2 separate regions of the Homo sapiens genome follow, and region 1 is linked to region 2. A link is a contact called in ENCODE Hi-C or POLR2A ChIA-PET data. All regions are on one chromosome and are shown on one strand. Each heading gives the region's core, a stretch centred on a gene start or an enhancer-like site at or near the end of the contact. The rest is flanking DNA. Distances are from core to core; before and after follow the strand shown. Region 1 holds the start of SHBG (sex hormone binding globulin). Region 2 holds the start of SENP3 (SUMO specific peptidase 3).

Region 1 (7,037 bases), core at 393-2,892, 68 kb after region 2:
CTGGAGTGCAGTGGCGCGATCTCGGCTCACTGCAACCTCTCCCTCCTGGGTTCAAGCGATTCTCCTGCCTCACCCTCGGAGTAGCTGGGATTACAGGCATGGGCAACCATACCTGGCTAATTTTTGTATTTTTAGTAGAGACGGGGTTTCACTATGTTGGCCAGGCTGGTCTGGAACTCCTGACCTCAAGTGATCTGCCCGCCTCAGCCTTCTAAAGTGCTGGGATTACAGATGTGACCCACCAAGCCCGGTCTGTCATTTGCATTTTAAAATGGGTCATGGGGTGGGCACAGTGGCTCACACCTGTAATCCCAGCATTTTGGGAGGCAGAGGCAGGCGGATCACCTGAGATCAGGAATTTGAGACCAGCCTGACCAACATGGTGAAACCCCGTCTCTACTAAAAATACAAAAATTAGACAGGTGTGGTGGCGCATGCCTTTACTCCCAGCTACTCGGGAGGCTGAGACAGGAGAATCGCTTGAACCTGGGAGGTGGAGGTTACAGTGAGCCGAGATCGTGCCATTGCACTCCAGCCTGGGCAACAAAAGCGAAACTCCATCTCAAAATAAATAAATAAAATAAAATGCGTCAGGGAGGGTCGGGCCTTGTGGCTAATGCCTGTAATCCAGGTACTTTGGGAGGCTGAGGTGGGCGGATCATTTCAGGTCAGAGGTTCGAGATCAGCCTGGGCAACGTGGTGAAATCCCCGTCTCTACTAAAAACACAAAAAAATTTGCTGGGCGTGGTGGTGCGTGCACCTGTAGTCCCAACTACTAAGGAGGCTGAGACAGGAGGATCGCTTGAACTCGAGAGGCAGAGGCAGCAGTGAGCCGAGATCACGCCACTGCACTCCAGCCTGGGTGATAGAGCAAGACTCTGTCTAAAATAAAATAAAATAAAATAAAATAAAATAAAATAAAATGGGTCAGGGAGTGGGTGATTTCTACTGCTAGACTGTTTAGGCCCTGTAATAAATGGATAAGGGAAGATAACTGAGAGGCGGGGGGCAGGTCCCTTCTTAATATTCACTGAATCATACACACAGACAATACCTTCTTGGGAGACAGGCCTCAGAGGCCTGGGAAAAGACTGGGGGAGGAGTTCAGACCAGATGCCAGGCACTGTGCCTGCATTTTCTCAATGAACCCTCTTTCACAGTCACCCCGTAAAGTATTATTTTCCTCATTTTACAGACAAGGACACTGAAGCACAGAGGTGAAGTGACTTGCCCAAGGTCACTCAGCTAGAAATTTAGGATTCCATTATCTCATTTCTAGTCCTGATACAGGATGCTACTTGGGACGCAGGGGAGGACTGTTTCTAGACCTCAGGCCTGTGAATGCAGGCTCCCCGAGTGGACAGAAATCTTGGAGGACCTAGATCAGGCCCTAGAGGAGGAGAGGGGAGATGGAATATCCTCTCCCAGTTCAGAAACTTTCTCGGCAGTGGAGGATGATAGTGGAGGGGACTCTGTCCTTCACCCCATTGATCCCCAGAGGGGTGATAGCTGAGTCTTGTGACTGGGCCCCTGGGCAGGGGTCAAGGGTCAGTGCCCCTGTTTCCTTTACCCCCTCCTCCCCGGGCAACCTTTAACCCTCCACCGCCCACACGCAAGGCTGCCTGCCTCTACACATTCTCCCAAGAGTTGTCTGAGCCGCCGAGTGGACAGTGGCTGATTATGGAGAGCAGAGGCCCACTGGCTACCTCGCGCCTGCTGCTGTTGCTGCTGTTGCTACTACTGCGTCACACCCGCCAGGGATGGGCCCTGAGACCTGTTCTCCCCACCCAGGTGCAGGAGCGGGACAGGGCACTCAGCTCATGCAGTCTTCCCTTCTCTCCTCTGGCCCTGTAGCAGGGCCTCTCCCTCTGTCTGTCTCTGACATGTCCCTACTCAGCTTTGTTTGTTTTCTCTTTCTGATAGAGTGCCCACGACCCTCCGGCTGTCCACCTCAGCAATGGCCCAGGACAAGAGCCTATCGCTGTCATGACCTTTGACCTCACCAAGATCACAAAGTATGGGGTTGGCCTAGCCCTTGACCCAGTCCCCTGGTTCTGCCCTCTCTCCATCAGCTCTTCTCTTTTCCCTGTCTTCCTTTCCTTATCTGTGAACACCATCTCCCCCAAACCCACACTGGTTCTCAAAGGACACATGACATACACAATCTTTCCTTCTGTGTCCTTCCAGAACCTCCTCCTCCTTTGAGGTTCGAACCTGGGACCCAGAGGGAGTGATTTTTTATGGGGATACCAACCCTAAGGATGACTGGTTTATGCTGGGACTTCGAGACGGCAGGCCTGAGATCCAACTGCACAATCACTGGGCCCAGCTTACGGTGGGTGCTGGACCACGGCTGGATGATGGGAGATGGCACCAGGTAAGCTAGCTCTGGTCCTCAGGGGAGGGATGTCTGGAGCTGGTCTGAGGAAAGGGAACAAAACCAAGTTATTGGGCATCCCTCTACCACTGTCATCTCGTTTAATCCACACGAACCCCCACAAAGTAGCTATTCTTGGCCCCATCTTTTCTGATGGGAATTCTAAGGCTCAGTCAGTATATAAGTGACAAGAGCTGAGTGACCCAAGGCCAAGGATGCTAGCTGCTTCTTTAAGGCATGTTCTTTCCACTATAGTACTAGGCTGCCTCACAGGAAGGTGGCAGAAACAGATCCCAGGGGCCTCTGATTTTGCTTCCCACCTTCCTGCAGGTGGAAGTCAAGATGGAGGGGGACTCTGTGCTGCTGGAGGTGGATGGGGAGGAGGTGCTGCGCCTGAGACAGGTCTCTGGGCCCCTGACCAGCAAACGCCATCCCATCATGAGGATTGCGCTTGGGGGGCTGCTCTTCCCCGCTTCCAACCTTCGGTTGCCGGTAACTACACCCCAGGGGTGGAACCCTAGCCAAGACTTGGTAAAGCACTGCTGGGTGGCTGGCCGTGGGAATCTAAGTCCACACTTTTAGGGAGAAGGGAAGGGTTGAGAGCTGCAAGGGGGAGGCCAAATGCTCAGAGGGGAGTCAACTGAGGGCAGGGAGGTCGGGACTGCGGCTCCGATGCCCTGATTTCTACATCCCCGTATCTTATCTCTGTCACACTCCAGCTGGTTCCTGCCCTGGATGGCTGCCTGCGCCGGGATTCCTGGCTGGACAAACAGGCCGAGATCTCAGCATCTGCCCCCACTAGCCTCAGAAGCTGTGATGTAGAATCAAATCCCGGGATATTTCTCCCTCCAGGGACTCAGGCAGAATTCAATCTCCGAGGTAGATTTCCTCGGAGTCTATTTTTCCCACCCTGGCCAGCTCAGCCTGCCTCTGTCCCCCTCTACCACTGGCCCCTTTCCTCCTTGAGACCCCAGCTTTGAGGCCTCAGGATAATCATTTCTCCCCACAGACATTCCCCAGCCTCATGCAGAGCCCTGGGCCTTCTCTTTGGACCTGGGACTCAAGCAGGCAGCAGGCTCAGGCCACCTCCTTGCTCTTGGGACACCAGAGAACCCATCTTGGCTCAGTCTCCACCTCCAAGATCAAGTAAAGGGGGACAGTGGGGCATTGCCTGTATTCAGTGGAGCCTGGAGCAATGAGGGAAGAGGGGAGTCCAACATGTCAATATTAGGAAGGTTTCCAGCCCAGGGAACATAACAAGACTGGCTCCACAGAATTGTTTTTCATTAATAATTAGCCAGGCATGGTGGTGCTTGCCTGTAATCCCAGGTGCTGGAGGCCAAGACCAGAGGATCACTTGAGGCCAGGAGTTTGACACCAGCCTGGGCAACATAGCAGAGACCTCTGTCTAAAAAAAAAAAAAAATTAGCCAGGCATGGTAGCACATGTCTGCTGCCCTAGCTATTTAGGAGCCTGAGGCAGGAGGTTCACTTGAGCCCAGGAGTTTGAAGCTGCAGTGAGCTATGATGTGCCACTGCACTCTGACCTGGGCCACAGTGAGACCCTGTCTCAAAAAAATAAAAATAAAAATAAGGCTTATGGATGGCACTCAGGTGGGTGGTAGGGGCGAGGGACATATCTTGAAGCTCCCCACAGCAAGCAAACAGTTTTGACTTAGACTGCATATTTACTTGGGGCAGGTGTGGTTTCAAAAAGGGTCAAGCCAAAAAAAATTGGGGCAGGATTTAAGTGGTGAGAATGGCCAGTAGGTGGAGGCATAGCGAAGAGGCAGAATTAAGGCAGCTAGGGGTGAGGCCACAGGCAGTAGGCCCGGCTCATTCTTCCCTCTCTCTCTACCGTCCCTTTCCCACACACTCTGCAGAAGGTGGTGTTGTCTTCTGGGTCGGGGCCAGGGCTGGATCTGCCCCTGGTCTTGGGACTCCCTCTTCAGCTGAAGCTGAGTATGTCCAGGGTGGTCTTGAGCCAAGGGTCGAAGATGAAGGCCCTTGCCCTGCCTCCCTTAGGCCTGGCTCCCCTCCTTAACCTCTGGGCCAAGCCTCAAGGGCGTCTCTTCCTGGGGGCTTTACCAGGTAAGAGAGAATGATGTTCAAGTTCATGAGCACAACATTGGAAACAGCTCAAGGGAGGCGGCACATTTTGAGGGGAAGGAAACCTCTGGGAGGGAAGAAGAATAGGCCACAAGAAGAAGATATGGGGGCAGTGGAAGGTAGTGCTTTTGCAAACTCAGGTTGGAGGAGTGGAAAAGTGGGGAGAAGATTCTGGATCCGAGCCACCTTAATGCTCTAATGCCACCTTTGCACTACCTCCCTCTAGGAGAAGACTCTTCCACCTCTTTTTGCCTGAATGGCCTTTGGGCACAAGGTCAGAGGCTGGATGTGGACCAGGCCCTGAACAGAAGCCATGAGATCTGGACTCACAGCTGCCCCCAGAGCCCAGGCAATGGCACTGACGCTTCCCATTAAAGCTCCACCTAAGAACCCCCTTTGAAAGTTACTGATTATTCATTTATTCAACAAATATTCACTGTGCACTAGCAATGTACCAGGCACTGTGCCAAGTATTGAGTTGTCTTAATGAGCAAAAACACTCTGGTTCCTACCCTCTTGGTGCCCACAGTCCCATAGGGAAGCAGACATCCATCAAAGGCTAACTAATAAGTGGATAGTTGGAAGCACTGATAAAGAAGAATTGGAGAGTTGTGAAAACATGGAGACTGGCCGGGCGTGGTGGCTCACGCCTGTAATCCCAGCACTTTGGGAGGCAGAGGCGGGCGGACCACAAGGTCAGGAGATCGAGACCATCCTGGCTAACACGGTGAAACCCCGTCTCTACTGAAAATACAAAAAAATTAGCTGGGCATGGTGGCGGGCGCCTGTAGTCCCGGCTGCTCGAGAGGCTGAGGCAGGAGAATGGTGTGAACCCGGGAGGCGGAGCTTGCAGTGAGCCGAGATCGCGCCACTACACTCCAGCCTGGGCAACAGAGCAAGAGTCCATCTCAAAAAAAAAGAAAAAAGAAAAAATAGAAAACATGGAGACTAGGAGGCCTTAACTTAGTCTGAGCGTCAAGGAGAGTTTCTCTAAGGAAATGAGGACTTCTTTTTTTTTTTTTTTTTGAGATGGAGTTTCCCGCTCTTGTTGCCCAGGCTGGAGTGCAATGGCGTGATCTCGGCTCACTGCAACCTCCGCCTCGCGGGTTCAAGCGATTCTTTTGCCTCAGCCTCCCGAGTAGCTGGGATTACAGGCGTGCACCACCACCCCCAGCTAATTTTTTGTATTTTTAGTAGAGGTGGGGTTTCACCATGTTGGCCAGGCTGGTCTAGAACTCCTGACCTCGGGTGATCCTCCTGCCTCGGCCTCCCAAAGTGCTGGGATTACAGGCGTGAGCCATTGCGTCCGGCTGGAAATGAGGACTTCTTAGGCTGAGATCCCAGCAAAAACCCCGACAGACAGACATACTCTGGATACAGGTCACTTTCTGGAAGCCAGGACCCACCTGGTTCCGCAGAAGCTACTCCCTTTGAGACCAGTTTCCTGCCTCTGTGGCTGGTCCAGAGAGATCAGGAGGAAGGGAAGAGATGGGATTTTGACATCTCAGTCATCTGGTCCTTGGACTGGCCATTGCTGCCCAGGGAAGAAGCAGCAGGGGGCGTGAGAGGGTCACAGAGAGATGTGGGTAGGGGTTCTGGAAAAAGGGGTGGAGGCAGGGAGAAAGAAAAAGGGAGGAGAGCAGAGGGAGAAAGTCGCGTCTCTCTCTCTCTCTCCTAGTCTTGGTCCACTTGCTGCCTTCCCAGACAAATTTGTCTCTACTCCATTAAGCAAGAACTGGCTTGTGCTGGTCCCAGCTGGGAAAAACAGACAGATTTGGGAATATCTCTCCCCTCAAAGAATACGGTGACCCAGCTCTCAACCACAGACCTCTAGAGAATGCTGGTGCCCAGCATCCCTCCCTGGGGAACCCTCGTATCCAAGCCCATAGCCCCTACCCCTCAGCTCCCAGTCTTCTGCCCTCTTAGGAACCCTTGTGTCCTAGCCCAAAGCTCCCAGCCTACTAAGGAGCCCTGGGGCTAAAGCCCCCCATCCTCTTTCCTCTCAAGAACTATTAGGTCAGCCAGGTGTGGTAGCTCACACCTTTAATCCCAGCACTTTGGGAGGCCGGGGTGGGCGGATCACCTGAAGTCAGGAGTTTGAGACCAATCTGGCCAACATAGTGCAATCCCGTCTCTACTAAAAATACAAAAATTAGCTGGGCATGATGGTGGGCGCCTGTAATCCCAGCTACTCGGGAGGCTGAGGCAGGAGAATTGCTTGAACCTGGGAGGTGGAGGTTGCAGTGAGCCGAGATTGCGCCACTGCACTCCAACCTGGGTGACAGAGTGAGACTCTGTCTCAAAAAAACAAAACAAAACAAAAAAAAACTTAAAAAGAACCATTAGGTTAAAGCATCCTCCATCTCCAGACCCCATGAGAATCCCAGTGTCCAAGACTCCTAATTTCTTACAAGAATCTTTTCACCAGTAACCCAGGCAGCAGGCTGAGTCACTCACTGGAGCTGCTGTCCCCTTCTGCAGAGATCAGCCGGGACCTAAATGACTCCAGGGTAAGGAGGCCCTGGGGAGTCTGTAGGGTAGAAGACACAAAT
Region 2 (5,076 bases), core at 2,572-5,071:
CAGAAGCGGCCTCCTTGGCCTAGGAGGCAGACTTCCTCCTGCGGGGAAATCCCTTCCTGGCTGGGAGGAGCAGGGGCCCTTCCTCTTGGTGGCCTCGGACATTCAGCAGGTGCTGGCACAGGCCCTGGCTGGGAGGTGGGGCGGGCAGGAGCCAGCCTGGAGGAGGGGCTGAGAGTCAGCAGGCACACGGGAACCCGGAACCCTGTGTGCTGGGGAGGAATCCCGCAGTGGCCGGGGGGCTTGAGGCCGCTGCTTTGTCTCTTCGTCCAGAGCCTTATGTAAGAGCTTTTCTCGGGAAACAGGAAGTCCTGCTTGCCAATTTCAGCACAGGGAGTAGTGCAGGCCTTATTCCAACACACCCGGCCCAGCCTTAACCCCAGAACTCAGCCAGTTTCTTGCTTCCGTGCCCCTGGTTCTCCTCCCCATCGAGCCCACCCCTCCTTTCCCACCTTCAGTCACCCCTAGTGAACTGCCCCAGCGATCTCTGCTGTGCTTGACCCCGAGGGTCTTCCACCCTCGCCCTGACCCTGGACACTGCCCAGCTTGGCCCCCCATCCTGCTCCTGGCACAATGCCCTCTAGCCAGCCAACCTTCCCTCCCCCAACCCTGGGGCCGCCCCAGGGTTCCTGCGCACTGCCTGTTCCTCCTGGGTGTCACTGGCAGCCCTGTCCTTCCTAGAGGGACTGGAACCTAATTCTCCTGAGGCTGAGGGAGGGTGGAGGGTCTCAAGGCAACGCTGGCCCCACGACGGAGTGCCAGGAGCACTAACAGTACCCTTAGCTTGCTTTCCTCCTCCCTCCTTTTTATTTTCAAGTTCCTTTTTATTTCTCCTTGCGTAACAACCTTCTTCCCTTCTGCACCACTGCCCGTACCCTTACCCGCCCCGCCACCTCCTTGCTACCCCACTCTTGAAACCACAGCTGTTGGCAGGGTCCCCAGCTCATGCCAGCCTCATCTCCTTTCTTGCTAGCCCCCAAAGGGCCTCCAGGCAACATGGGGGGCCCAGTCAGAGAGCCGGCACTCTCAGTTGCCCTCTGGTTGAGTTGGGGGGCAGCTCTGGGGGCCGTGGCTTGTGCCATGGCTCTGCTGACCCAACAAACAGAGCTGCAGAGCCTCAGGAGAGAGGTGAGCCGGCTGCAGGGGACAGGAGGCCCCTCCCAGAATGGGGAAGGGTATCCCTGGCAGAGTCTCCCGGAGCAGGTGAGTGAGGGGAGGAGGGTGTCTGGGAGAGGATGGTTAGCATGGGGGGTCTCTGGGCCTCCTGGTCTGCAAAGTTTCAAGGGGGTGCAAGAGAGGGTCTCCGGTTTGGAAGTCAGGGGCGCGGCCATTCCAGGAAAGGAAACTGTTAAAGGTTAATGCTTCTCATACCTAACAAATCCTGGAGGGCAGCCAGCACCAACACTCAGGGTGCTGGGAAAAGGTGCGTGAGAGATCTGAGGCATCTCGGGGGCAGGGGAGGGCTGGGAAGGCAGGCTGGCTGGGACCCTCGCATCTTAACCTAACCTTGACCCTCTTTCCATGAGCAGAGTTCCGATGCCCTGGAAGCCTGGGAGAATGGGGAGAGATCCCGGAAAAGGAGAGCAGTGCTCACCCAAAAACAGAAGAGTGAGGCTTCCAGGGTGCAGCAGGGGTGGGAGGTGATCAAGCAGCGTGGGGATTGTAAGCCCGAGTCAGGGTGAGGGTGGAGGCTGCCAACAGCACAACGGGGGAAAGTGGATGCGGCTGAGATTCCCTCCTTCTCTCCTCAGAGCAGCACTCTGTCCTGCACCTGGTTCCCATTAACGCCACCTCCAAGGGTGAGCACTATTTTAAATAATGGCTTTGGGGAGGGGCAATAACCAGGAACTCGGGCTGGCACTTGGGCTCAAGGGGTCCTTATAGGTGAAAGGGAAAGAACCAAAAAGCACCTGAGAGTGCCAAGAAGTCCTGACCGACACACTCTCACCTCCAGATGACTCCGATGTGACAGAGGTGATGTGGCAACCAGCTCTTAGGCGTGGGAGAGGCCTACAGGCCCAAGGATATGGTGTCCGAATCCAGGATGCTGGAGTTTATCTGCTGTATAGCCAGGTAACCCCAGCCACACTCTGAGCTTCACAGAGGGCCTCTTTGGCCCCCTACTGAGGGTTCCTGACCCCTCTATTCATACCAAACCCAGCAGACCCTTCTTTCTTCCCTCGTTAGCGCTCCTGAGGCCTCCCAGAACTGAGCCAGGCCATCCTGTTTTCTTCAACATCTCCCTTCCCTGCCAGGTCCTGTTTCAAGACGTGACTTTCACCATGGGTCAGGTGGTGTCTCGAGAAGGCCAAGGAAGGCAGGAGACTCTATTCCGATGTATAAGAAGTATGCCCTCCCACCCGGACCGGGCCTACAACAGCTGCTATAGCGCAGGTGAGAGCCGTGTGGGCAGCCGAAAGCAGGACGTCTCTGACCGGGGGTAGCAGTGCAGGGAGCTACCGCTAGGAGGGAGGTTGGAAACCTAAACAGAGGCGGGTCTGAGGAGTGAAGTGCAGAATGCCGGGTCCTTACAGGAGGCAGAGGAACGGTGGAGCTGGAGAAGGCAGGGGGAAACAGGGCATCTGGATGGCTGTGCTTCACTGCGAATCTACTTTCTCTCTTTTCTCAGGTGTCTTCCATTTACACCAAGGGGATATTCTGAGTGTCATAATTCCCCGGGCAAGGGCGAAACTTAACCTCTCTCCACATGGAACCTTCCTGGGGTTTGTGAAACTGTGATTGTGTTATAAAAAGTGGCTCCCAGCTTGGAAGACCAGGGTGGGTACATACTGGAGACAGCCAAGAGCTGAGTATATAAAGGAGAGGGAATGTGCAGGAACAGAGGCGTCTTCCTGGGTTTGGCTCCCCGTTCCTCACTTTTCCCTTTTCATTCCCACCCCCTAGACTTTGATTTTACGGATATCTTGCTTCTGTTCCCCATGGAGCTCCGAATTCTTGCGTGTGTGTAGATGAGGGGCGGGGGACGGGCGCCAGGCATTGTCCAGACCTGGTCGGGGCCCACTGGAAGCATCCAGAACAGCACCACCATCTAGCGGCCGCTCGAGGGAAGCACCCGCCGGTTGGCCGAAGTCCACGAAGCCGCCCTCTGCTAGGGAAAACCCCTGGTTCTCCATGCCACACCTCTCTCCAGGTGCCCTCTGCCTCTTCACCCCACAAGAAGCCTTATCCTACGTCCTTCTCTCCATCTATCGGACCCCAGTTTCCATCACTATCTCCAGAGATGTAGCTATTATGCGCCCGTCTACAGGGGGTGCCCGACGATGACGGTGCCTTCGCAGTCAAATTACTCTTCGGGTCCCAAGGTTTGGCTTTCACGCGCTCCATTGCCCCGGCGTGGCAGGCCATTCCAAGCCCTTCCGGGCTGGAACTGGTGTCGGAGGAGCCTCGGGTGTATCGTACGCCCTGGTGTTGGTGTTGCCTCACTCCTCTGAGCTCTTCTTTCTGATCAAGCCCTGCTTAAAGTTAAATAAAATAGAATGAATGATACCCCGGCTCCATTTCCCCCACTGCCTCGCCTCAGCCCGGTCCTCGTACGGGGATCTCCCGCCCTCCTGGCTCTCCTGTGGCGCGCCCCCCGCCGGATCAAGGTACTGGGGATGCCGCTAGGGTCAGGCCCGCGAGCGCGGAGAAGACAGAGCGCGGCGCAAAAGGGAAAGTGGCGGGGCCGCCACGCGCGGCCGGGCGGCGGATGTGCGCAGGCGCAGCCTCGCGTAGCGCTCTGGGCTGGCCAGTCCCGTGGCGCCGGCGTCCTCGGGTAGACGGGACCGCGCGCTTGGTGGCCGCGCCGGCGCTCTTCGCCGGGTGTGACGTACTAATCGTGCGCCACCGCTGCCGGTGGGCCCGGGGCTCGCGGGAGGGGAAGGAGGAGGGGGGGAGGAGTGGCGGCGGCGGCGGTGGCGCTGGTGGCGGCGGTGGCGGAGGTGGAGGTGGAGGTGGAAGCTGAAGCTGAAGCAGAGCCAGAGGCGGCGCGGCGGGGTGCTCGGCGGCGCGGCACGCGGCCCAGAAGCGTTGGAATCCTGAATTGAGACGGCTGCGCCTAAAGACAGCAGGAGTGGCGGGGCCGCCGCCGTCGCCGGAGAGATGAGCCGGGAAGCTTGAGGCCGGAGACGCCCGCCTTCGGGCCCGTCCGCCCGGCTTCCCCGCTCCCGGTGAGGACGCCCCCTCCCCTCCCCCCAGCCCTGCCTTGGCCTCTCCCATTCCTGGGCCTCGCTCCCACCGAACCGGGGCCCAGAGGCCCGCATAGGGGCTTCTTAAGGCCCGTGTGCGCCGAGCCATCCAAGCTCGTGGGACCGGACTGGTGCCGGGTTGCATTCTGGTCCCCGAGGATGAAGTAGGAGGGGGCTGGGCCGGCCTGGCTTGTGCGCTCCGTTCTGTCCCAGCGTCTTGATTCGGTTCTCTTTAAGTTTCCTTCAAAGTTCTTCCCCGTTTATCAGCCTCTGCCCCCTGAACCATATCCCTGGCATCTGCACTTGAGATGACCGCAGCCTTCCCATGCCCCCCGTTCATCCAGGGTGTTAGAGAACTGTCTCCCATTCCAGTCCAGTTTCCACGTGCAAGTTGCATTCTCCTCAAGTACCACGGTTATCATGTCCCTGAGGAAAGAAACTGCCCTTGTTGGGCCCTCAAAGGACAGCCCTGGTGGTATTAAAATAAAGACGTAGAACCTGGCAGTGCTATTGGGTTTGGCCTGGTGATCTTAGAAATAAGATCTCTGAGGCCTGCTGCTTAGCCATTTTCCCTTGTCTCTGGACTGGGGAGAGATGATGGCACAGACCCTGAAGGGCCCCTTGTGGACCGCGTTAACCGGGAAGATCTTAAGTTAGGAGTTTTGCGTTTTTTCCTCTTTTCTTTATTTGCATCTGAATCCAGAGGAGGCATGGCCAGGAAGAGAGGCAGGATCTGCGGTGGGGTGATGCTTAGATTTTGATACCCTGATCTTTTGTTTTTCAGGGTACTGGAAGATGAAAGAGACTATACAAGGGACCGGGTCCTGGGGGCCTGAGCCTCCTGGACCCGGCATACCCCCAGCTTACTCAAGTCCCAGGCGGGAGCGTCTTC

The links. Hi-C counts contacts between places; a loop is a spot of excess contacts on that map. ChIA-PET counts read pairs that join two places held with the same protein, here RNA polymerase II (POLR2A). Pooled maps may share reads with other maps.
Region 1: a loop to region 2 is called in a map of tibial artery, with 3 times the contacts of the local background. The contact joins the promoter of SHBG here to the promoter of SENP3 in region 2. A Hi-C loop is called at or near these places in 1 of 168 maps with a recorded cell type or tissue (tibial artery), 1 of 37 single-sample maps with no recorded cell type and 10 of 50 pooled maps. POLR2A ChIA-PET finds 5 or more read pairs at or near these places in 24 of 52 experiments (A549, AG04449, AG04450 and 19 more).

The regions. Positions count from the first base shown.
Region 1 is chr17:7,628,493-7,635,529 of GRCh38, forward strand. SHBG (sex hormone binding globulin) reads left to right here and starts at 1,643. Exons shown (of 8, transcript NM_001040.5): 1 at 1,643-1,791; 2 at 1,924-2,015; 3 at 2,188-2,377; 4 at 2,708-2,869; 5 at 3,097-3,256; 6 at 3,387-3,523; 7 at 4,260-4,467; 8 at 4,712-4,880. The coding sequence starts at 1,681. The coding sequence ends at 4,860. RefSeq lists an enhancer at 4,134-4,223.
Region 2 is chr17:7,558,098-7,563,173 of GRCh38, forward strand. It overlaps SENP3 (SUMO specific peptidase 3), which reads left to right and starts at 3,822. Exons shown (of 11, transcript NM_015670.6): 1 at 3,822-4,166; 2 at 4,969-5,076. The coding sequence starts at 4,980. It overlaps TNFSF12-TNFSF13 (TNFSF12-TNFSF13 readthrough), which reads left to right. Exons shown (of 11, transcript NM_172089.4): 7 at 1,527-1,605; 8 at 1,749-1,796; 9 at 1,952-2,070; 10 at 2,253-2,391; 11 at 2,627-3,504. The coding sequence ends at 2,736. TNFSF13 (TNF superfamily member 13) reads left to right here and starts at 653. Exons shown (of 6, transcript NM_003808.4): 1 at 653-1,200; 2 at 1,527-1,605; 3 at 1,749-1,796; 4 at 1,952-2,070; 5 at 2,253-2,391; 6 at 2,627-3,504. The coding sequence starts at 943. The coding sequence ends at 2,736. It overlaps SENP3-EIF4A1 (SENP3-EIF4A1 readthrough (NMD candidate)), which reads left to right and starts at 3,895. Exons shown (of 22, transcript NR_037926.1): 1 at 3,895-4,166; 2 at 4,969-5,076. RefSeq lists enhancers at 1-196, 652-701, 3,076-3,325, 4,592-5,076 and a silencer at 3,886-3,965.